Regions from separate parts of the Mus musculus genome. Here regions 1 and 2 are each linked to region 3. A link is a loop called in an ENCODE intact Hi-C map of the cell type or tissue named here. Cell type or tissue: left cerebral cortex. All regions are shown on one strand.

Region 1 (8,000 bases), 610 kb after region 3:
AGAAGACTTCTTAGGAAAAAGAACAAAACCAGGTCTTTAGCAATGTCACTCAAACCATCTGGACTTCTATTGGACTCTGAACTCTCATGTCACAGGAATCAACAAAACTACTAAAAAGATGTGAATCTGCTTGACTCTGCTGTCTGTGACGAGGCCTGACACTCTCAGTTGAAAAGGCACTTCACAATTCTGAGGCACATCAAAGTGGGAGATCTGCTTCAATTAAAGAAGGTACATTCACATAGTAACTTCTTCACTATGATTAGAAGGAAGAGAATTCAAGGTAGCTGGCCTAGCCCCAGCTTAGGTATGGGCCAGAAAGGAAAGACGTGCAAAAGAAATAGAAAAGCACATATGAAAATAGTAATGGATGGAACAGGCTAGAGAACTGGCCAGGGATTGCAGTCACTGCTGAGAGTTCAGACTACATCCTGAAGTGCTGCCGTGTACCAGAGAGACACAGGATCATAGAAATCACAGTCTACAGTGTAATGAAAATTATACATATCATACCACAGACTGACCCTGCAACAAACATTTTATTTCCAAACATATCTCTCAATGACACAGAAAAAGATAATGAGAAAACACTACAACTGAGCACTTGAGAACTCTTCTCAGCGGTTCATAGCAGAAGGGCATCAAAGGTCAGGCTGGATAGCCCCCCAGGCAAGCTCTAGAAGTGTGATGCCAACCCTCTGGCAGGTTGCCCAGGTATATATGAAAAAGCAGGCTGTACAAGCCAGGAGGAGCAAGCCAGTAAGTAACACGCCTCCACCGCCTCTGCTCCTGCCTCTGGGTTCCTGCCATTTGACTTCCTGTCCTGGTTTCCTTCAATGATGAACAGGGATATAGAAGCAAAGGCTAAGAATAAACCCTTTCCTCTCCAAGGTGCTTTGGTCATGGTGTTTCATCACAGCAATAGTAACACTAAGGCACTCATGCTATATGATATGCCTCCATAGACTTAAAGCAGTCATGAGGCAAAATAAACCTCTCCTCTTTATCATTAGATTATTTCATGTATACTGTTTAAGTGACAGAATGCTGGCACATGGAATCTTTGCCTCAAAAACTTCAAAAAGAGTGTGCTACATGCTAAGCTTTCTCCAATAGCGCTACTTCTTAACTTACGTTCCTCCAAGAATTACTATGAAGATAATGTTCCCAATAAAGTTATCCTCATTAACTAAACCTAACTCCATAGTACTGTCTGCCAATATTACTGTAATCCATTTCACCAAAGGCTCTTATTACTCTTAAACATTATTAGTTAATTCAAGCTAACAAGTGCACACACATAACAAGTTTACCAAGCTAAATTGCTGCTATTATGCTCAGCAAATAAATGTTTTGGCTAGTAAGTTATGAAATATTAAATCACATAGAAGTATTCACTGCGATGGCACAGACAGCATGCATGAACTCTATGCATGGACTCAGGCTAATCAGAGTCTCCAGCATAATTGCAAACACGTACTATCCTACTGAGAAATCAGTTATTGTGATATCTCAGACCTACAGGCTAAAGGAATAGTTCAGTGGGAGAGGGCTTGCCTTGAACACCCAGGTTTTGATCCACAGAAGTAGAAATAATGCAGAGCACTAAGTGTCAAGTACACTAAGACTCTGAGGTAGGATTTCTCCACTGACATTAACAAACATTAACAAAGTCAGCATACAACGCTCGAGTGTTTTCAGTAAACAACCGACTTACAGGCATAAACAGGAAGTGAACGCTCTTAGTCCTCATTCTAAAGAGTCAATCACAAGTTCAAATTCATCTTTACAAAAATTACTAAAATGGGATACTAGTAAACTGACTAGCAAAGCTCAAATAAGAGAAAATAAGCCAGATAAGTAAGAGAAAATAAGCCAGATAAGTTAACAGCTATTATACTTTATTATGCTAACTTGACTAGAGCACCATTCTCATATACAAGAAAAATATAATAATAATAGCTACCCTTCACATGTAGTAATAAAAACATGATGATACTTGGTAACAGAATATTGGCCTGTCAAAGAATCCTCATGTTAATGGTAACTTTGGGAAAGAAAACATGGTTTCTTTCCAAAAGGAGAAAATATTTGGTTTAAAGAAATAAAAATTCAAGCCAGGCATGGTGGCACACGCCTTTAGTCCCAGCACTTGGGAGGCAGAGGCAGGCGGATTTCTGAGTTCAAGGACAGCCGGGGCTACACAGAGAAACCCTGTCTCAAAATACAAACAAACAAACAAACAAAAAGAAATAAAAATTCTGGACAACTGGCTGGAAATTTCATCATTGTTGCCCACAAGCTGAAGAACCTAACCACTAAAGAGTAAAGATTTCCTTAAGCCTGTTTGAAAAGATGCTCTATAGAAATTCCCTCTCGCCCGGCTTGGTGGCGCACACCTTTGATCCCAGCACTTGGGAGGCAGAGGCAGGTGGATTTCTGAGTTCGAGGCCAGCCTGGTCTACAGAGTGAGTTCCAGGACAGCCAGGGTTACACAGAGAAACCCTGTCTGGAAAAACCAAAAAAAAAAAAAAAAAAAAAGAAAGAAAAAAGAAATTCCCTCTCTCCCTCTCTCCCTCTCCCACTCCTCCTCCCCCTCCCCCTCTCTCTTCCCCCTTCCCCACAGATGCTCTATAGAAATTCCCTCTCTCCCCCTCCCTCCCCCTCCCCCTTCTCCTCTCCCTCACACAGACACACACACAGACACACCAAACCTTTTCTCTTGAAGTGTAACTAATACCATAAAAAAAAGAAAGAAAAAGTGCAAAAACACTTCAGAGTTTCAGTTAGTACTTATAGAATTTACTTTACAGAGGAGTTAGTTTTACAAGTATGTGCAGATGTAACCAAACTAAAATTCCAATGTGACTAAAATTTACCATTATAAAAAAAAAAAAAAAAAAAAAAAAAAAAAAAAAAAGAAGAAGAAGCTGCTGCCAAGCCTGACAACCTAGGATCAAGCTTGGGCCCTTCATGGTAGAAAGAGAGAACCAACTTTCTCAAGTTCTCCTCTAACCTCCAGATGTACACCACAGCACACAAACAGTAAATGCAAACAACTGAGAGAGAGAGGAGAGAGAGAGACAGAGAGACAGGCAGAGAATAATGCAGATCTAACCCCAGCACTTGGAAGGCAGAGGCAAGTAGGTCCCTGAGTTCAAGGCCAGCCTGGTTGATTTTCAGAGTGAGTTCCAGGTCAGCCAGGCTACACAGAGAAACACTGTCTCGGAAAAACAAAAGAGAGAGAGACAGAGAGAGACCTACAAAGACAGAAAGAACACAAGAGAGACAGAGAGAGCAAGAAGGGGAGAGGAGGAATCATTTCAAGGTCAAATTCCTGGAGCTGGCACAGAAGACCGTATGTATGAAGTATGACAGCAAGCTAGACAGAATACATCCTCAGCTAACAGCCACGACAGCCCATTTTCAACTGTCTGATCCTGGCTAAATCATCTACTCTCTCAGCTTGCCTTTCCTTAGGGGACAAGCTGTGCCCTCTCAGCTTGTGGCATCATTGACTGAGATCACATGAGGGTTCAGATCACTTAGTGTCTTCTCGATGCATGGCCTTACCCCCAGCTCTGGAAAGAATCCACTCCCCACCGTAGTCTTTAAGCTACAGTTATTTTCTCTCTAGCCTCAGGAAAGTCTCCCTTCCACTCTGCCCAAGATGAAAGGAACGCTTCCTCTTCAAAGGAGGCCCTTCCACGCCCGTGCATCCAAAGTCTCAGGGCCCAGCTTGAATCTGAACCTTCAGAGCCAACCCAAACACAACCTCCACCTTAACAGGCCCTAATTCTCAGGGCTCAATGTTTCTCTACCCTGGCAACATCCAGGGACAGGGGAACGCCACCAGGAGGCAGGAGCAGGTGGACCTCTCAGGTCAAGGCCAGCCTGATCTACAGAGCAAGCACCAAAACAGCCAAGAAAGAAAAGAAAGGGGGCAGGGGGAGAGACTTGGAATAGCATTAACTAATGCCATGTTACAGCAATTGATTTGAACAAAGGAAAAACAAAATGGCATGAGAATCAAGCAGCAAATCCAAAACCAAACAAAGTAGATGCTAGAATCCTCACAACAATGTGATCCGGAAGCCTTTACAGAAAATGTCATTGGCAGCAACATAATCATCTACTCAATAGCTTACAAGTTGGCTATTGAAATGGTTATAGGACCTCTTGAAAAATGTTTAATTACTGTGATTTAACTCTACATTAGATTAGTCGATTGTGTTCATTGCTAGTACAAAGTCCAAATCCATAGCCTGACTAATTTTCCCCAACACTAAGAAGCTATCAGTTTCCTAATCTCAACTGCTCTTTAACTGAAAAAGCTACTGCCCAAACTATTTTAACTCTGCATATTCTATGAGCTGCATTTGATCACACAAAGATAAGCCAGGTCGATACATTACTGTACACATTAGTAATTAACTCCTTTGTAATTAGGCATCAACTGCATACAGTAATTATCCTAATTTCACTTTCAAGATGAAAGTAAAATACATTTAAAACATATTCCCCACTCTTTTATGACAAATCAAAGTAATTTAAAACGTTTTTCCTTCTCATTCTGGTAATTTTGTCTACCTGTAACTTTTAATGTGTAGGTTTTCCTGGGGCATTATTATCAATAGCAATCAATATTCTATTACCTCAAGAGACCACAGCTCTGTTCTGACTCTGCAACAAGGGGAAAACCTACTTTACAGATGTCAGCCATTTAGAAAGTTGCAAGTAAAACTCAAAATATTAATGGATCCCATTAAACTTGAGTCAGTGACCTGATCAAACAAACAGAAAGGGAACAAAAGGCAAGTTCTGTTCCATTTATTTAAAAATTAAATTTGAAATTTAAAAATCTATTTTGACTAAGACAAAAATCAAACAGGGGCTTAAGAGTGTTTTTATAAAAGCACTGTATCGTCAATACCTTTGATTGCCACTACATCAAGACGAGTAGGTATACTTAGATTCAAGGACAACAAGTTGCAAACATGTGATCCAGAAAAACACAGATTGTTTCGAATAGAGAATGAAAGCTTGATACACCAAAACAAATGATAAGGCATGGTAAATTGACTTCCGTCTTATCGTTAAAATGACTCTTTGCTGTATTTAGGGACAGAGAATTTGCAGGTAGTGGCTTGTTGCACCATCTTAATATAAAACAATATTCCAAAACTAACGAGTGAGTTCCAAACACAAGAACCAGAATTATTCGAAGCTTCTCTTCGCACAGTCCTAAGATCAAGGAACAACCCAAAAACTTAAGTACTTTAGTAAGCTGGTCCGTGATAGCTAAAAGCTGAGAAAAACCCTCTTTTTGCCTTGGGTCTGAAATGATGTCTAGGAAATCCCCTAAAGTCCTAAGGGTTCCCTTATTAATCATGACATCTAATTTATTTATGTGCTTGTTTGTTTATTTATGTTTACGCACTACAAAACCGTGCTCTTAACAAAAACAGTAGTGCATCCCACACTTTTAATCCCAGCACCGGGAAATCTGTGACCAGGAGCTCAAGGGCAGTCTGGACTACAAAACGAGACCCCGTCTCAAAAACAGGAAAGAAAAAAAAAAAAAAACAGAAAAGAAAAGAAAGAAAAAATAGTAAACAAACAAAAAATAGTGTAGCCCCTTAGTGAAGATCCCGGAAATGGAAGTCACAGCCGAATGCAAAGTGCATAACAGTCGGCGACCTGACACCTCTACTCTGCAGCAAGGCCAGCACTCACCCAGCGTACGCCGGGGAAACCAAACGCGGGCGTTTCGAAGTCCGCAAAGCGGCCACACACTCACTCCGCCGTCACTGAGCTTAACCTCTGGCTACCGAGACGCTGGGCGCGCTGGGCGCCGCCATCTTGACGGGAAGAGGCCAGGGCCCTAGGTCCCTTGAGCCGCTCGCCCAAAGACAAGCCGGTGCGCCAGGAAGTCGCCAGCTAGTTACCTCCGCACCACTGGCGCTGCGTCCCCCAGTCACGATGACACTGATAAACTCAGGCTGCCAACCAGACGGATCCAAAGCAAAGTCACCCTCGTTTTCGTGCACAGCAGGTCAGGCAGCGCCAAAGACAGCCGAGCCGGGCAGGGGCAGGGCTGGGGAGCGCGGCTCGTAACCCAGGCAACGGGGCCTAGGCAGGTGTAGGGGGCGTGGTGTCAGGAGACACCGGGATCTCGGCCACGCCCCCGGGCGGTTCGAAAGGCGGAGGAGGCTTTGAGCCCTGGTGTTCGAGCCCGCGACTGTCCTCCCGAGGAGCGAGCCTGGGGCTGGACGGCTCGGCCTCCTGCCGCCCGAGGAGCCTGTGAGGAACGCGGAGCCTCCAGGACACGGGCGCCACCCCTTAGCTGCCCGCCGCCCTGCCTGCGGCGCCACCTCTCGCGCAGGACGCGAGCCAGGCCGCGCGCGAGCCAGGCGGAGCCTCTCTTCTCCTGCCTTCCAGCGTGCTTTTTTTTTTTTTTTTTTTTTTTTGCATCGTTTGACATTTGGGTTCAGTTAAACTTGGGGCTTCTACGAAGAAGGACCTGTTTGGTTTTGTTGTTAGGGTGTTTTTTGGTTTGTTTGTTTTTGTTTATTTTCAACATGGCAGCCTCCAGCCGCGCACAAGTTTTAGATCTGTACCGGGCGATGATGAGAGAGAGCAAGCATTTCAGCGCCTACAATTACAGGTGACCCGGGGGGAGGGCCGGGAATCGGGTGCCCAGCTCTGTCTGCGGGGGTCGCGGATCAGGCGGCCACAACCTGTGAAAGTGACAGGCTCCACTCCCATGACGCGCACGTGCAACTGTCCACCCCCAGGTGTGACCCTCAGAGCCCTGGAGGGGAGGAGCCAAGGACTTGCCCTTCAAATGCTGGGATACCTTCCCTGAACTGACACCCACATAGGGGCTTTAGGACCATTAAACAGTGTCCTGTTTCTGCGGTACAAAGTGATGAACGCGAAGCTACCAGTGAGAAGCTAGGACAAGGAAACTTAGGGCATACCTATATCTTGCCTTGAGATTACAAGAGTGGAAGCAGGCAGTCTAGACCACGTGGACACAAAACTGAAGGCTTGCTCTAGGGCCCCCTTTCATTTCACTAGTGTTTTAATTCGTGACGTTGGTTCCAAGTATCAGATACGTTCTTACTAAAGGATGGTGGAGAGGGGCTACATATTCATGTTAAAGGTAAAATGAGTTGCTAAGCCTTTAAAAACTGAATTCTTAGTTTATCCAGCCTCGCCAAACTGAAATCTTACTGCTAGATCCTAGAGTCTAGGACCTATAACAAGAGGACAGGAGCATCAATTCTTCAAAAACATTTAAAACTTAAATTTATTTTAAGTTATAAAATGTATGTTAATGAGTTACTATGCGTGCACCTCACTTAAATGCACTAAAACTTACATTTTTAACTCTGCCCCATTTCTTTCCTTGCTTGGCCTATTCCCCTACTTGTATGAGTCCCTTATACTTCCTTGCCACATGGTAGTGGTGCACACCTTTAACCCCAGCACTGGGAAGGCACAGGCAGCCAGAGCGCTGAAATCGAGGCCACCATGAACTACACAGAGAAACCCAGTCTCAAAAAAACCAAAACAACACACACACACACACACACACAAAACTCTACCTCAGAACCTCCACCTTCACAGTTTCTGCTTCTTTGAAACTTCTGACCCAACATTTCTGTAGAGTTTTAGGGTTTTTCTGATATTTGGTGTCTTATTGATTAATTACCTGAATCCTTTGAGATTGAATCTAAGAATAAGAATCTGATGAAACCAGCTCATTTTCTCCAGACAGTTTGCTTATTTTCATTTATTTCCCAAGTCTTTCAAGTACTTAACAAGCTGTCCTTCACAGCTGCCCAGGCATGGGCTGGGTGTCTTGGCAGTTAACTCCTGAAACAGACCTGGTTCTAGGTGCACCCTTCTCTAGGGATTGAGCTACCCGTCCGGCTATGCACTACTTTAGTCTGTGAACAGATGCACCAACTTTCCCAGCAGTAATTCATATT
Region 2 (8,000 bases), 460 kb before region 3:
CTTGGGAACAGTTTCTTCCTCACTCTTTTTTTTTTGCATGCTGATCATGAAGTGAGTAATTTTATTTCACCATACGCTTATTTCATCTAGTTTTTGGTGGCTCACCCGTGCAACAGGGTTGACTGATTAGCAACTGGGACCCTAAAAACTGTGAGCCAAGTAAATAATTTTCTGCTTAAGAGCTTATCTTGGCCTATGATCCTTATGAGCTGAGTTCCTGGGACCCACATGGTGGGAGAAAAATGACTCTCACTCGTTATCTTCTGACATCCATACACATGCCGTTGCACATTCTCACACACACAAACACACATACAGACACAGAATCTAAAAATGTATAAAGATTATAAGAAATCCTCAGTTATTCTTGGCATTTTATTTCAATAATAGAAAACCGATTAACATAAAAGTCAAAGTAACAATTACACAGTTCCTCTATAAACTTGGAAAGAGAAATCATTTAAATGAACTCTCCAGCATCTAAGCTATGTGGGAGATGTGGAAATCAGCTTTGAGGAAAAAAGTAGGATGGATAACGAGACAATATAGCCTCCAGCTACTCCTCAAAGAGTCCTGATCTTCAGTACATGGTATTAGATCTAAAAGGAATGGAGGCCAGGGAATGGCCGCTTTCCTCATTTTCACGGAAATTCTCACAAGTGATGATTCCCCATCCCCTTGTGAGTTACCTCATTAGGTGGGACTTTCTTTGGAGCACAGTGTGGTGAGGTACAAATAGCCAAGGATTTAGAGGCTTGGGATTGGCTCAAACACTGTACATAAGTTTATGGGCTGGGCAATAAACTTAGATCTGTACCCTGATGCTGGTCTTCTCCGTCAGATTTCCTGGGATTCCTTATGTGACTCTGTCATCTCTCACCCCTCCATCTTTGGCCCTGTTCCCATAAAGATAAACTTTACTGAAAGTAATTTGCAAATAACCAGAGGAAAGAACTAAATTCAGATTTTAAAAATGGAAAAATGTTCCAGTTCTACCTGTCAACTTACTTAAATTTGGGACTGGCACTTAGAGACATGGGGCTAGCCTCTGATTGGGTTTCCAGCATCAGACTAGGGCTCTGTCATTCCCAGGTGGGTTGTTTGCTTTGCTCAGGACTTGTTTACCTCTATGGATTACTGCCAGAATTATTTTTCACTTGCACATTTTCATCCTCTTGAATTATTTCATGAGTGTGTGTTTAATTTCCTTAGTGTATAAGAATCCAAGGCCGAGATCCATGTCTTATTTATTTTGTATTTCTCTAGAGTAGACATTTAATAACTTGTTGTTTCTTTTCTAACTATATTTTTGTGGTTAGAATAAAAACACCTTTTATTTTGATACTTCCAAACTAAAAAAATAAATCCTGAGTACCATGAAAAAATTAATAAAGCTAAAAATGTTGTTTCTATCCATTGATTTCTCAAGTTAATTTTGATAGATGTGTGAGTATAGGTGTTGGAGTTTTGTTTTGTTTTGTCTTTTCTTCCTGTGCTTCATTATGTTTAGATATTGAACTGGCTGGTTTATATGTGAACTTGGCACAAGGTAGAGTCACCAGAAAAGAAGGAGCTTCAGTTGAGGAGACGCCTCCATGATATCTAGCATTTTCTCAATCAGTGATCAATGGGGGAGGGATCAGCCCATGGTGGGTGGTGCCATCTCTGGTTTGGTGGTCCTGGATTCTATAAGAAGGCAGATTGAGCAAGCCAGGGAAGCAGATTAGTAAGCAACACACACACACACACACGAGAGAGAGAGAGAGAGAGAGAGAGAGAGAGAGAGAGAGAGAGAGAGAGAGAGCCATAACAAAGGAACAGTGCCATATGGCCAGAACATATCTCTAAATTTTCCCTGATGGGGAATTACATCTCATGCTGAGAGGAGCAGCTCAGAAACTTGCCAGAAAGATAAACACAAATTCTAGTGTTTTGTGGACAAAGTTCCTTTCCTGTCCTGAAGCATCCTCTGAACCTGTTATATCGTGTGGCTCTCCTAGAGTAGATGCTGTGGCTGCCAAGCCCGTAACACTTTGGATCCTTTCCTTCCCTGGCAATACCCATAGGCCCTCCCTGATACCTTCATCCATGCTTTCTCTGCATGTTTGGAAAAGTTCAAGGGCCTGGAGCACACCCCTCCAAACTATGTCCTGGGGCAGTCTTTGATGGTACCCGATACAATAATATCAGAACTTTAGCTTTCTCACCTATTAAAATCTGAGATGTGATCATAGTATCTTGATAGCTTCACCTACAGGATCAAGCCAAATTGACCTCTGTTGGATTGCCCCCCCCCCCTTTCTTTAATTCCTCCTTCCCTTCCTTTCTCCCTTTCCCTCTCTTTCTTTCCTTCTATTTCCCTGCCTCTGCCTGTGATCCTAAACCCTAGTGACCACAAGAATCCTAATGAAATTTTGGAAACCTCATCTCAAAGGCTCCTTCTAGAATCTCACACATCCCAAATTGGCCTTGAACTTATTTAACAATGAAGAATGACCTTATATTACCAATCCACCCATTTCCACTTTTCGAGTGCTGAACCATGCTTGACCTTACTTCTGTAATCTTGCTTAAGGGTACCAACCCAGTCATCAAAAAGTCCAGATTATTCTAACACTCATTGAGGAAACCATTCACTGATTATGGAGATAGAGCTTTGTGAAGGATTTACCCAATATGCAAATGTTCACTAATAATTAGAGAAGCTCCCCCACTACATAGTCCAACTTTGCTACTCTGCTTCTAGAACTTGGCTTCCTCACCTCCTGTGGAACTTACAAGTATCTGTCTCAACAAGGATGAACTACATCCTTGCCGACTCTGCTCTTAGAGTCTCCTTCCCCCTCCCAGGCTGTGTTACTGAAGCTTCACTCCAGCTGGAAGTCTGACATACATTTTCTAAGCTGGGTGAATTTAGGACTTGGCTCAGTTTTAACACCCATCTCACCAACCCCTGTCTACTGTTGTCATCCCCAAAAAGTTGGGGAGGAAGCTAGAGGGAGGCAGATCTGGTGTCTTCACCCACAGCCGTGTGGTTTGAGAAGACATTTAGCACCAAACCAAGATGGTGTCATAACTGGAGTGGGGGTGTATGTACCAAAAAAGCAGTGAGGTTTTTTTTATAGTTTTGAAGAGGGCAGCTAAAGTGGAGTTTTCTGCTTTCTCGTGCTTCTGTAATGGTCCATGACATCACTTTGGCTTACCATATTCAGTAAATTAGTTCTTAGGATTCCAGTTGAAAGGGTGCCATTTTGTTCTTATTCTAAAGTGTTATTAAAATGTGTGCTCAAGTCTACTCATATTTTTCTCTTCCTTATGTAAAAAAGGATGGATGATTGTCCCCTTTCCAAAGTTAGAAGTGGGAGCAAGAATTTATCTTTACTAAGTTAGAATGCACCATGTGCATTTAGGCTGAGCAGATTTTTGATAGGACAAGCCATGGAACAGTCAGACTAGACACCTAGATTTTTCTTGATGGGTTACCCCAGGGAATCAACCTGAGGGGCATAAGGCAAAGATGGTATAAGATAATGCTGTGAAAAACACTGTGAACATCTGTTGTGCTCCATTGCATGTACAGTAAGGGAATATTAAAATAAATACCTTTGCTCTATAAAAATGGTACTGTTTATTAAATATATGACAATTTTGACATATTGGTCCAAGGATTTTAATAGCAGCATGAGAAATTTTGCCCAGTTGGAAGACCTGAGAGTCTTTACATGAATTATGACATACTTTTAAGATAATGTTAAAGATTTCAATGCCTATGGCCAGCTACTTCCTCACTTTAATTGCATAAAAATTGTAGTGAGTCATGGTCTTGAGGGAGTTGTTCAACGTTATCTCTTTTGTACCTTTGATTTTATGAAAGGCTTTTGTAGGAAAATCAGTTTTAAAATATTTATATCTCATTATTTGGGCAATAAATTAAAAAAATACAAACATTCCCAAGAGGAAAAACAAATTGAATTGTAACAATTTTTTTTCTAGGGCAAGTTTTATTAAGCAATTATTATAGCAAAACTCACCGACTTTTAAAACCAAACAGCATGAAAGTAAGAACAACAAATTATTTTCCCTCACCCAAACCCTGAACTTTCCAGATGTGTTCAAAGTTGATCTGCATGTTTAACTGAATAATAGAATATTATTTGTAACCCTCTGATAAGAGATTCCAAAGGGAGTGGAGTATATGTAAAAAGGAGATGCTATAAATGCATATGACCTAGGACTAAAAGATGACTCAGCATTTAAGGACGCTTATTGCTCTTGTAGAAGAGTGAGAAGATGCTGTTCAGTTCCCAACACCAATATGGTGGCTCACAACTGTTCCTAACTCCAGTCCCAGGGGAATCTGATGCCTTCTTTTGAACTTCATAATTCAGACATATATGCAGAGAAAACACTCATACAAATTTTTTTTTTGGTTTTTTGAGACAGGGTTTCTCTGTGTAGCCCTGGCTGTTCTGAAACTCACTCTGTAGACCAGGCTGGCCTCGAACTCAGAAATCTGCCTGCCTCTGTCTCCTGAGTACTAGGATTAAAGGCATGCACCACCATGCCCGGCAGATAAAAATTTTTAAAATCTCTGTGACTCTTGTGTCTCCTACATTGTACAAATGATTAGTGTTGTTGCTTGTTTATTCCTCTAATAGTTTAAAGTTATCAGAAGCTTAGGGAGCTAGTGAGATGACTCAACATGTAAAGGCACCTGCTGCCAAGCTCCATGACCTAGGTTCCATTCCCAGGACTTCCATATTAGGAGAAGAGAACCAACCTTTGCAAGATGTCCTCTGCACAAAGAAAGGAAGAACAAAAGGAAGGGAGGGAGAAGGGGAAGGGACAGAGAAAGAGAGAGGGAGGGAGAGGTAGAGGGAGGAAAAGAATAAAGAAAGAAGGAAAGGAGGCAAGCAGGAACTTAGGGAGATTTTTTGGAGAAGGCTACTGAAGAGTGTTAATTTCTCACTCAGAAATAATGTATTTCTCCTTTATCTTAAATCCATGTAGGTAGTTTTGAGGCATTCTTAAGATATCTCTAAAATTTGGGGATTTTTTTTTTGCTGCTTATTAATTATTTATATACACACACACACACACACACACATATATATATATATATATATATATATATATACATATATATGAGAGAGAGATAAAGAACAGAAAAAAGAAGAAGGAAGAGAGAGAGAAAGAAGAGAAAATAAGAGAAAGGAAAGGGAGAGAGGGAGGGATGAGAGGAGGAAGGAAGGAAATGAATAAAGAAGGAAGGAAGTGGGAGAGGGAAGGAGGAACTGAAGGAGATTTTAGAGAAGGCTACTGGAGAATGTTAATTTCTCCCTCTAAAACTACATATATCTCCTTTAACTTAAATTTATGTGGGTAGTTTTGATAAATTCTTAGGCTATCACTACAATTTGGGAAATAGTTGGACCAATGTTTGTGTCTACTATTTTTTTAAGAATTGAAACGTTCCTTCCTTAAGTGGAAGGGGGAGACACGTAAGATTCAGAAAACTTACAAGATTCAGGAAGCTCAGGAAGTTAAGAGATTCAGAAATTACCCCCTCCCTCAAGTTTTTGGGGAAGGAGAATCACTTCTGTGGATCTGCCTACAAAGCTGTGCTCCTGGGATGTAGTCACTCATGCCAGGGTGGGCTTTTCAGTGATACCTCTTGGGGTCCAAGACTTGGCCCACAAACCACACAAACACTGATCTCAGTTAGACAGGGATGTTTTATTGAATGCACCCCCTAAGACTGACTGGCCATGGCTATAGCTCAGAATTCAGGGGCTGAGGTTATAACCCCAACAGTTTTTCTATGCCAGCTCATTAAGGCTAAACCCTCAAAACCCATCATGAGCTCATGTGCCTGTGGTGGAAGTCAATCCTGACTCACACCATTTTACACATAACAGTTCATACTGATCTTTAATTTGATGGGTCCTACATGAAGCTTATAGTTGTGGGATTTTATAAGATTACTAAACCTCATAACACTAAGAACATAACAGGGTATGTGGTCAGCATGACCCTGCTCTGAGTAAAGGTTTTTTTTTTCTTTTTTTCTTTTTTTTCGTTAATGACTACAGGCATATTACAGCAATGGTATAAAATAGCTGGTTGGAATGGAACAAAATGGTTACAGCTATGCTAGGGGCACAGGCTTCAGCAATGCCATTGACTTTGAGTCACTCAAGGGCCTGTCCGTAACCACACTGAACTTAGTGGTTAGCCATCGAGTTTGTCACTCAGATGGAATTGTTTCTTTGTCCATTGTTAGTATCCTAACCAGGGTGAATTGGTGTTTGTTCATCTCTCCCAGGACATTTCACACAACAGAGTATGACCTGAAAACCCTGAAAGGTGAGAGATTGGCTAGCCCAGTAGTTCTGTATAGAGACGACACTGCTGCTGGTCAACAATGGTCTGAATACTTCCAGAGGCTGAGGAGACTTAAGGTGCTCTGCATGGGGCAGGTATGGGAAAATAAGATGGGCCAACTTCAGTCCAGGTCAAGTTCAGCCCACAAAAAAGGACAGAGGTAAAGGGCTAGGCTTAAAGGGTAAGGAAGGATCCTGAAAGGAGTAAGGAGATAGGTATATGTTTGATAGTTAATGAAAGTGTGATTCTCTAAAGAACACACACACACACTCATGAATGGGGAGAGAGGAGAGGCAAAGACAGAGACAGAGGAGACAAGAAGACACAAAAAGAGTAGAAAGGGAAGTAGGGAGAGACAGAGAGACAGAGAGAGATAGTGACAGATTCAGAAGGAGACATGCAGATACACACAGAGAGAGGAAGGGAGAAAGGGAAAGACAGAGGGAGACAGAGAGAGAGACACACACAGAGAGACAGAAACACACAGAGATTAATAAAGAACATCTTACTCTTTTCTTTGGTTCCTTCCCAGACGCTTACTCTGCAGGATAAAAAGGTAAGGGAGCAGACAGCTCCCCATTCCTACATTCCTACAGGTGGTTTCTTACTCCCCACAGATCTGAGTAGAAGGAAAAGGGAGAAGTCTAGAATTCCAATCACATTCACAATTGATCATTAGATAAATGGCATTCTGCACCACTTCTAGATTATGACGCTTTTCTATGCTTTAAGCTGACTGTGAAAATTTATCATGTAAAAATAACTAGAAGGGTAATGTGCTCTGCTGAAATTTACATGTGGGGTAAAAAATGGTGCCAACTAACCCCATTAAATGAAAATTAAAGCAAAGCGGATAGTTCAAGTGCCACGCTTGTTTAAAGTAGAGATCTAGAAAAGCATCAAGAGAGCACTAAAAGATGTGTGTGTGTGTGTGTGTGTGTGTGTGCATGTGTGTGTGTATGTGTGTGTGTGTGAGTGTACATGTGCTTGTGCATGTGTGTGCCTGTGTATGTGTGTGCGTGCACATGCACATGTGTGCTTGTGTGTGTGTGTGTGTGTACATGTGTGAGCACGTGTATGTGTATTTGTCTTGAACTCACTTGAATTGTCAGGGTAGGTCCCCCACATGCTCAGAGGAGAAAAGGAGGGGGATGGAGGATGGAGAATAGAGGAAGGATTGTGTGTAGGGTAGCAGGGGTGGGCAGTGAGAGGGATATAAAGTGAATAAGTAAAAAAAAATAAAAAAGAATTAAATTAAAAAGAAATCATACTTCTCAGGTGTTCAAGGATGAAGAACTGAGGGCCTCTCCTCTAAGAGCAGCGACCTTGACTGACTTGTCAAAGAATAGCAGTAACATAGCATCTAGTCAATATTTAATAAAGCCCCGGATAGCTTATTATCATATATCTGAACATTTATTGGTTCAGATAGCTTATTATTCACAATAATTGGCAACAGACCACAGTGGTTTAACCAATGAGATTTTTGTCCCATGATGCTAACATCTTATTCTGTCAGAGTCTATCTCTATCCTGCAGCCAAAACATGTGGCCTGTACCACATGAGACCCAGGTCACATGACCTCAATCTTAACTGAAGAGAGTGTAGGGCACTC
Region 3 (8,000 bases):
ACTCAGCTCATAAACTGCTCAGCCAAACTGGAGTGGTGGCCCAGCCTGAATTGAGAGAGAACCTGGGTGTTTCAGGGAAAGGAACTCTGCCTGCCTGTCATTTACACACACCTACATTTGGTGTTCCTCATGTTCAGCCTGAAGACCCAAACAGCACCAAGAACTCTTTTTTTTTTAAACGTTTTGTACTGCATTTAGGAAAATTAGTTATTGGAAGGGGAACCATCTTTATCCCTGTTGATCTATGACAGACATTTTTTTGCTTAGATATTATACTTTGGCTTGGACGTCCCCTCTTACAGACATGTCCACGGTATTCTAAGAAAGCTCTAATTCATAAAAAGGTAGAGTTGAAGATCCTCTGGAAATCGCATCATAGACCTGTCCTCTTCGTTTTCAGATTGGGAGAATGAAACCCCAAACCTCCCAGGGATGCCCAAGGTCATGTGAAGGACAGGGCTAAGTATGACATGAATAGGCTTTTCAAATTAATAAAAGAAATGACCTCCAGTCCACCCTCAACCATGAATACTGCCCTGTGATCTCAGTCATCCTTGCCCATGATCTTGGCTTTTATTTCCCTTCGGTTAAAAATAGGAAGAAACAAAGCCTTCCTGGGCCTAGACTGAAGAATGACCTGTGATTTTTAAAGGTTAGAAATTTCAAAAACAAAAACATCGTTAGCATCTGCTTTCAATTATTCATTCTCCCGGATTATTTATGGACTGTACCTCTGCCAGACTCTTGCTTCACTTTTTTTAAGCCTTGTACCAGGGAAGGGAGGCCAGGAAGTAGAGGGGGCCAGTGTAAAGGGAAGGACCAGCAGGCACCCAGGTGGCAAGGAACAGCGGGTTCAGAATCTACGCAGGCGCGCAGGACTGCAGACGCCTTGAGCGCACGATTCACTCAGCTCCATTTAGTTTTTCAATGCAGCTTCCTCACACCTGAAGCCTCTGGTTTTAAGTGAGAAGGGATGTAGTAGGGAAGATCCCATGGCACCCACTGAAAATGTTCTAGAAGGTCCCGATGCGTGAGCGGGAGAAGGCAAGGACGTTGAGGGTACGAAATGTAAATTCCCGGGTACTCAGGCTCTGAGACTTTGGAGCGGAGACAGGAGGACTCGGCTCAGAGCCACGGACGTGGGTGGAAGATGGGGAAACCGGTGGCCCTGTGCGTGGAACCCTGAAGGGACAAGGGAGTATGGGGGAAGAGCTTCCAACCTTGAGGTCCCGCCCCTTGCCAGCCCCTTCTCTACCATTGGAGAGCATTGGGGGAGGGTCCGAGGGACGCCCCCCCCCCCACTCGCCACCCTTCTCGCCCCGCCTCCTTCCCGCCCACCTTTTCTGCTTTTCTGGGAGCCTCTGAACACTGGGGCAGGAAACTCCTGGCCCCGCCACTGGGCCCCTGGACACCGGGAAAGCGCGCCCCCGCTACCCCGCCCACCCACCACTGACATCACCAGGGGCAGGGACGTGGCTCCGCCCCTACAGCCGTGGCAGCTTGCCCTGGTTCTGCAGTTCTGCAGGGCTGCAAGCTTGGGTCCCCTCGGTGCGCGCTTTTCAGCTTCTAGTTGCCTCAAGACCCTCGCGGTCCTACTCAGTCCCTCCACCGCCCGTCACCTGACCCCAGTTTTGCACCCTTTTCTCCCTTTCTCCGTCTGTGTGCACAGATGGCTGACTGTGTGGGCTCCCAGTGCAGGGGCTTCGAAAGGCAAATTAAACGGAAGCCCGGTCTCCCTAATCCCCTTTCATTTCTGCCACTAACCTAGCCTTACGCGGTCGCCCTGCAGTCTTATAAAATATGAAGGCTCTTTTATTTTTCTCCTTTCGCATATCTCTTCATTGGCTCAAGTAATACAGTTAGCCAATGCGGCCATCAACATTTGATTAAAGACGCTAGAATTCAGACTGGGAAAGAGGGTGTGGTGCATTGCAGAAAAGGAGAAAAAAAATCAAAACTTAATTTCATTTAAGAAGTAGCCCTGATTATTTTTCCATCTTACACGATCCACTACAGGACCTTGCACGAACGCAGCTGAAGAGATATTTCTTTACTGCAGTCAGTGCTGGATCATCAAAAAATAAAATAAAGAGCGCAGGTGTGTGTGGGTCTGGGTGTGTACGTGATGGACGTGGGTGCGTGTATCAACATGTCAGTGTGACCCTACAGATGACTTCAGGAGGCCCCAGAAAGGAGTTGTACACCAGAGCTTGCCTTGGAAATTTCCTAAAGCGCGAAGAGTTTGTAAACCACAAGAAACCGAAATTTACCCTAGCCTAGGCTTCTTGCCCGACAGCCTTTCCAACCCCCTAAAATAGGTGTCTCTATGCCTGGTATAGATGCCCCTCGGTGGGTGAGCGTCGCGAATAGTGACATTCACAAGAGGGCACGCAGAGTCTATTTCTGGGGGCCCCCATGCGAGCCGAACGAACCCCCGGGGCCTGGGTGTGTACGCGCGCTCGCGTGCGGAGTGTGCGGGCGAGCTCGGGGGCGCTCCCGGGCGTGCGCTTTTGTGAGTGTGTGCGTGTGCTGGGGGGCCGGGTTATGTGCTCACGCGCTCTAGGCTGCGCCTAGAGCTCAACTGTGGGGCTGGAGAGAAAACTAGGGTAGGCAAGTGAGGGGGTCTGCACCCCACTGAGGGCGAGAGAAGGGTGATTCGGACCGGAGGAGTCTCTCCCCTCTGTCCTCCCTGGGCCCAAAGCTCCCCAAACCTCTCTGCAGGGTTGGAAGTGTCTGGGTTCGTTGTGGCGCCAGTGAAGGAGGGAGCAGGTTGAACAATCGAGTGGGCGCACCAGGACTCCCCGTCTCCGGGGCGGGGAGAGGAGAGGGAGCCCCGATTCTGCGCAGGGAGGGGGCGGGGCTGGGGGCCCCTGGAACGAGGAGGCGGGGGTGGCCACTGGGATGAAAATCAGTCACTACAGAGAGGCGAGATTTCGTTGAGATCGCACATTAATTGGAGATATCTGATTAATTCCAGAGTCTTATGACTATAAATGGTGATTCTCTACCAAGGTGTCTATATTATAAAAAAAAAAAAAAATCAATCCGTGTCATCCCCCACGTCAGGCCTGCTCGTGGGCGTGAGGCTGTACTTCCTCCGCCCCCTCCTAATGGAGTGAACCATTCCCAGCTCTCCCCCCCCCCCCCCAGCCTCTCACTCTCTCACTCTCTTTCTGTCTCTTCCTCGCTCCCTCTCTTTCTCTCCTCCCTCTGCCTTCCCAGTGCATAAAGTCTCTGTCGCTCCCGGAACTTGTTGGCAATGCCTATTTTTCAGCTTTCCCCCGCGTTCTCTAAACTAACTATTTAAAGGTCTGCGGTCGCAAATGGTTTGACTAAACGTAGGATGGGACTTAAGTTGAACGGCAGATATATTTCACTGATCCTCGCGGTGCAAATAGGTAAGTGGCCGCCCGGTACGGCTTGGTAGGCGACCGGAGATTGCCTACCCCAGAGGCGCCTAAGGGGACTTGCTGGCCAGGGTCTGCCGCTGGTTGCAGAAAACCCTGCAGACTCCCTGAGTCGGGGCATTAGCTCTTGGGGACTCTGGAAGGAGTTCTGGTTTGGTTTTCCTAAAGAAAGTGATTTCTTTTGCAGGGAAGTGTGTGTGTGTGACCGGCTGTTTTCCAAGGGGGGTTCTCCCTTTTCTCCAAAGCGCACATCCATTTTTTTCCTCCCTCTTTGGGGTTAAAACAGGATCTGAGCGCTCGTAGCATTTGTCCCCTGTTATACTGCAAGATACTATCTTGAGGGGTCAAAAGGTAAAGGGAGGAATAAGATGCCTAGGTAGCTAGGGCTGAAAAGTTTATATGCAGAAAGCAAAGATATTCTAAGGCTGCCCTCAAACTGCAGCATTTAGAACTTTGTCCTTCCTCCGCCCCTCCCCCTAGATCTTAGCTGCAGCGTTTGCTCCGGGCACCGCAGACTACTCCGAGAAGGATAAATCAACCAAATATTCACTGATATACTTTTTCAGGGTCATGTGTGTCTGTGATTTTTGGCAGATTAGCATCTCTATTATTTTTATACAGGAAAGTGGTTTAACGTGTTCGCATTTTGTCTTTTCGTGGGTTTGTAATTTTTGTTTGTGGCGGTTTATTGGATGGATTTATTTAGCCCCCCCCCCCATTTCATGTTAAGGAATGTGAGTCTCAGCTACACTGTTGGGAGGCTTTTTTAAAGTTTATATTTTTCCATCCAAAATGCAAATGTTTTAAGTACTAGTGAATCCGCTTATGTGATACTGGATGGAAACATTAATTAATGTAACTGAAAAGGGAAATTAAAGCAGCTTATTAATAGAATGGACAAAAGGAAAAAAATAGAAAGTCTCCCAGTGGTTATTCTGCAGATGGAGAAAACTGTTCGTGCCAGGCTGGAGCGTTCTTTACAGACAAATCCTTGCAGCATTTCAGGGGTGCGTCAGGGAATTTGTGTGGGACAAGAGAAGAAATACTTAACATTTTTTCTTCATAAGAAATATAGAGAAATTGGGGCTTTCGGAGCATTAAAACTGATTCTTTCTATGGGGTCCATATGCATTTGCCATATTCTTGAGAATTTGTTTGGGGGATTTTTTTGGTTGTTTATTTGTTTATTGTTTTGCAGAAACTGGGATTTTTGCAAAGCAAGGAGCATGCACCGGGATGTTGCCTTTTCCTTTAATTTTAGGAGATGACTTAATGCTTTGCATCTGGTGGTTTTGTGCCTTTGACATTAGTTCAAAGAGCTGCAACCATCCTAGGACATAGATCCCAAGGGCAGCAAATGCTGTAAGTGTTAGAAATAAGTGAGTGTGGCATTTTGCAGTTAGACGACTAATGTTCATAGATTAAGAAACAGCTAATGTTTTAAGATAGGGACTTCACCTGGAGGATGTTTGGGGACTCTGTTTTCCTAGTAGATGAGAATAGAAATAATGAAACAGTAATTTCAGGAGAGATGCATTTGATGAACCTCAGCCTGAAGATGACCAAAATTTTCATAGTGGAATTAAAATGTATGTTCCTAAATATCTACCTTTCTCCCCCGCCCCCCATTGGAGCCTCAGTCTTTATTAATTCATGGATAGAAGCTGTCCCAAATTACTGACATTTGGCAAGAAGCGTGGGGGTTGGGGAGGGGCGGGGAAGTAGAGGATGGAGAACGAATGAGGAAGTTTGGGATGAATGAGAGAGGTCCAAGAAATGAATGAGAACATGGAAACCGCACTGGATGGGGATGCAGAGGAGACAGGCCGGCTGCCTGTCTCGGGGTTACAGAAACCGGGTTCAGAAAGGACTGGGAACTCGACCGATGTGTGGTGCCTGCACCCTCTGTCCCGCGCACTGCTTCCGGCTTTCCAGTGCAAGAGCTCTAGAAGCCACAATTTCTAGACACAGAACTGTTCCCGAATTCGTATTTTACACACGCTCACACACATGCGCCCTGCGGGGTCTGCTCCAGCAACGCCTGGAAAAAAAATAAAGTGACAGGAAAGCTTCCCGCCTCCAGAAAGCCCCAAGCCCTCTTTTAAAATCCAACGCTGATTTTGGGGGAAGGGGGAGGAGCAATGAGTGAGGAAGGGCCTGCGGCCAGAGAGGCTAGGTTGCATTTTGTTTTCTTCTCGCAAAGGCATGTTTGTAACATACATTATAGAGGAAGCTTAATGCGATTTCTTTCATCGTGGCCGAGCTACAGTAGAACAACGATTTATGTATTCATAAGACACGGTGTCGGTGTTTAAATTTTGCTTTTATTATAGTGCCAAGGGTTTTTTTCTTCTTTTTAAAATCGGCGTGAAATCGGTATAGGTCTATGGAAGGTTGTGTGTTTGCCCCAGCTAAGGTGGAAGTTAACCTCGCTCCCTTCCGCAGAGCTTCCCGTTCCGGATTAGAAAGCACTAGTCCCGCCTAGCTCTTCCTGCTGCAATCTGCCAAGCGCAGCTCTCGGCTGTCTGCAGCTGACTGGGTCACCTTCCCGCGAGTCTGCAGTAGCTTGATGTTCAGAGACAGGTAGACTGAGACTGAGGGTGCTAGGTGATCTATCCTTCTGGGAGTTTTCACCCCGGGATGGACGCAGAAGAGGCCAGAGCTCAGACCCCCTAGAGCCCATGGCCCACTTCCATTTTGGAATTCACCGTCTCCCCTTCCCCGCCCTTACAGCGGTGATTTGCGCCTCTCTCTAGCCCTTCGGGTACCCTGGGATTTTTGTTAGCCACTAGATGGGAAGAAATGGAGTTTAAGTTGCGCTGGCCTTCCCGGAACCTAGCAGCTCTTAAATTCACCGCCTCCGAGTTTGGTTGGTTTGAGTATGGAAGCTAAGACCTCAGTGTGGCCTGAAATTTTTTCTTCTCTCCCCCACCACCTCTGCCACAGATTGTGCCATCTCCAGCCCCCACCCCATCCCTGTCCGAGCCAAAGTTCTAGGCCGCAGCTTGCTGGGCCCCTAGCAGCCTGGCTGCAGCCTTGAGAAGAAAGGTCTGACCTAGCTGTTTCCAGAGATATAAAAGGGGTGTGCAAAGGTGAGAGATGCAGAGAAGCAAAGAGAAAACAGGGCGCGCGCGCACACGCGCGGGAACACACACACACACACACACACACACACACACACACACACACACAGCTACTGAGACCAATCCTCATCCCAACTAGGTCTCTTGACATTTATTGCCCTTCTTTAGAGGTGCAGAGGAAGTATTCACCTAAGAGTTTCACAAAGAAGAGACTCCGAGCTGGGCAATCAGAATAAAAATAACAGTAATAATAATAATAATAATAATAATAATAATAATAATAATAATAATAATAATATCCTGTTCCCTTGGCCGTTGTGGTCTTCCAAAGACCATTCATTCATTCATTCATTCATTCAGCAATTATTTGTTGAGCTCCTGGCAAAGATCCGGGTACCCGATGGCTATTCTGGGGGTGTGGCGCTTAGTTCAGCTGCGTAACCCCAGCCTCCCCACCTTTCCCAGGCCCGTTTTCGTCCCCAGCACACTGTTTCTCAGACCTCCTCTGCCACCACAAAAATGGAAGATTGCACCGCGAGACGTGACAGGGTTTTTGCTGGAGGAAGTGTTGAGAGACAAGGAGGGAGTGAGGAAAAAAAGGGTAATAAAGGAGATGAGGGAGGTGAGAAGAGGGGGCGAGGAAAACAGAAAAAGAAATAGAGAGCAGTTGGGAGCGGGCTGGAGAAAAATAAATGGACTCACCTCCCTGCTATCCCTCTTCACCCACCCACGCTCCCTCGGATCCCTCCATCTGCACCAGAGGTGGACCGAATGCAAATAGGTCATCCTGGGCCACAGTGCTGGATCAGAAAAGAGACCACGCCAAGGAGCCTTAGGGTCAGTAGTGGGGCAGAGTGGCGGTGATGCTTACTGGTGTCCCTCCTCCCCACAGCTTACCTGGTGCAGGCCGTGAGAGCAGCGGGCAAGTGTGATGCAGTCTTTAAGGGCTTTTCAGACTGTTTGCTCAAGCTGGGCGACAGCATGGCCAACTACCCGCAGGGCCTGGACGACAAGACGAACATCAAGACCGTGTGCACGTAAGTGTCCTCTCTGACCCTGGGTTTCCCTTCTGCTGGCTCTGCTGAGGTCAGAGTACATGCCACTCACTCCCCACCCTCATCTTCTGTCCTCGTTCTCCTCCCACCCCCACCTCCTCCCCTCTCGACCCCCAGCCCCATTTGCTCAATATTCTGCTGGTTGGCATCTGTGCCTTTCTGCCTGCTGGCCAAGGCTGCCCTCAGGCTCAGTTCCCTGGTTTAAAGTCTGCACTATCTAAGGGGATTCGGTGGCCTGAGGAAGGCTAAGAAAGAGAATCTTCCACTACCATAAGCTTTCCACCCTTACAGGCCTGCACCAGGACAGGCTTGGACCCAGGAAAAGTGGCAGTTTAGCAGTTTCTTGCTCCACAAAAATCTTTCCTTTGAGATAATCTCCAATCTTTCTTCTTGTGAGTGGGCAGCCTGCCTAGGACTCTTGAACAGTTGATTCTGGTTTAAGGAGAATTGGGGTG

What was found. Peaks named below come from ENCODE experiments on the same cell type or tissue, not always from the same donor. Only the 100,000 strongest peaks of a DNase experiment are listed, where the experiment ranks them.
Region 1: a loop joins it to region 3, with 4 times the contacts of the local background. A loop is called at or near these places in 5 of 42 quality-filtered maps.
Region 2: it touches region 3 in a loop (3-fold over the local background); 2 of 42 quality-filtered maps call a loop at or near these places.

The regions. Positions count from the first base shown.
Region 1 is chr13:36,115,742-36,123,741 of GRCm38, reverse strand. It overlaps Lyrm4 (LYR motif containing 4), which reads left to right and starts at 6,385. Exons shown (of 3, transcript NM_201358.2): 1 at 6,385-6,667. The coding sequence starts at 6,582. It overlaps Fars2 (phenylalanine-tRNA synthetase 2 (mitochondrial)), which reads right to left and starts at 6,099. Exons shown (of 7, transcript NM_024274.3): 1 at 5,737-6,099. In left cerebral cortex, a CTCF peak has its summit at 4,969; DNase peaks (open chromatin) are centred at 5,904, 6,117 and 6,836; H3K4me3 peaks cover 2,352 bases; H3K27ac peaks cover 1,811 bases.
Region 2 is chr13:37,192,299-37,200,298 of GRCm38, reverse strand. No RefSeq gene overlaps it. Among named protein-coding and RNA genes, the nearest start is that of Gm30600, 53 kb to the left of the region's middle. In left cerebral cortex, no CTCF peak of the experiment used is centred here; a DNase peak (open chromatin) is centred at 3,002.
Region 3 is chr13:36,729,634-36,737,633 of GRCm38, reverse strand. It overlaps Nrn1 (neuritin 1), which reads left to right and starts at 3,157. Exons shown (of 3, transcript NM_153529.2): 1 at 3,157-3,398; 2 at 7,383-7,527. The coding sequence starts at 3,344. It overlaps Gm30177 (a long non-coding RNA gene), which reads right to left. Exons shown (of 2, transcript XR_382190.4): 2 at 5,712-8,000. In left cerebral cortex, a CTCF peak has its summit at 3,424; DNase peaks (open chromatin) are centred at 5,395, 5,891, 6,454, 7,136 and 8 more places; H3K4me3 peaks cover 6,712 bases; H3K27ac peaks cover 7,567 bases.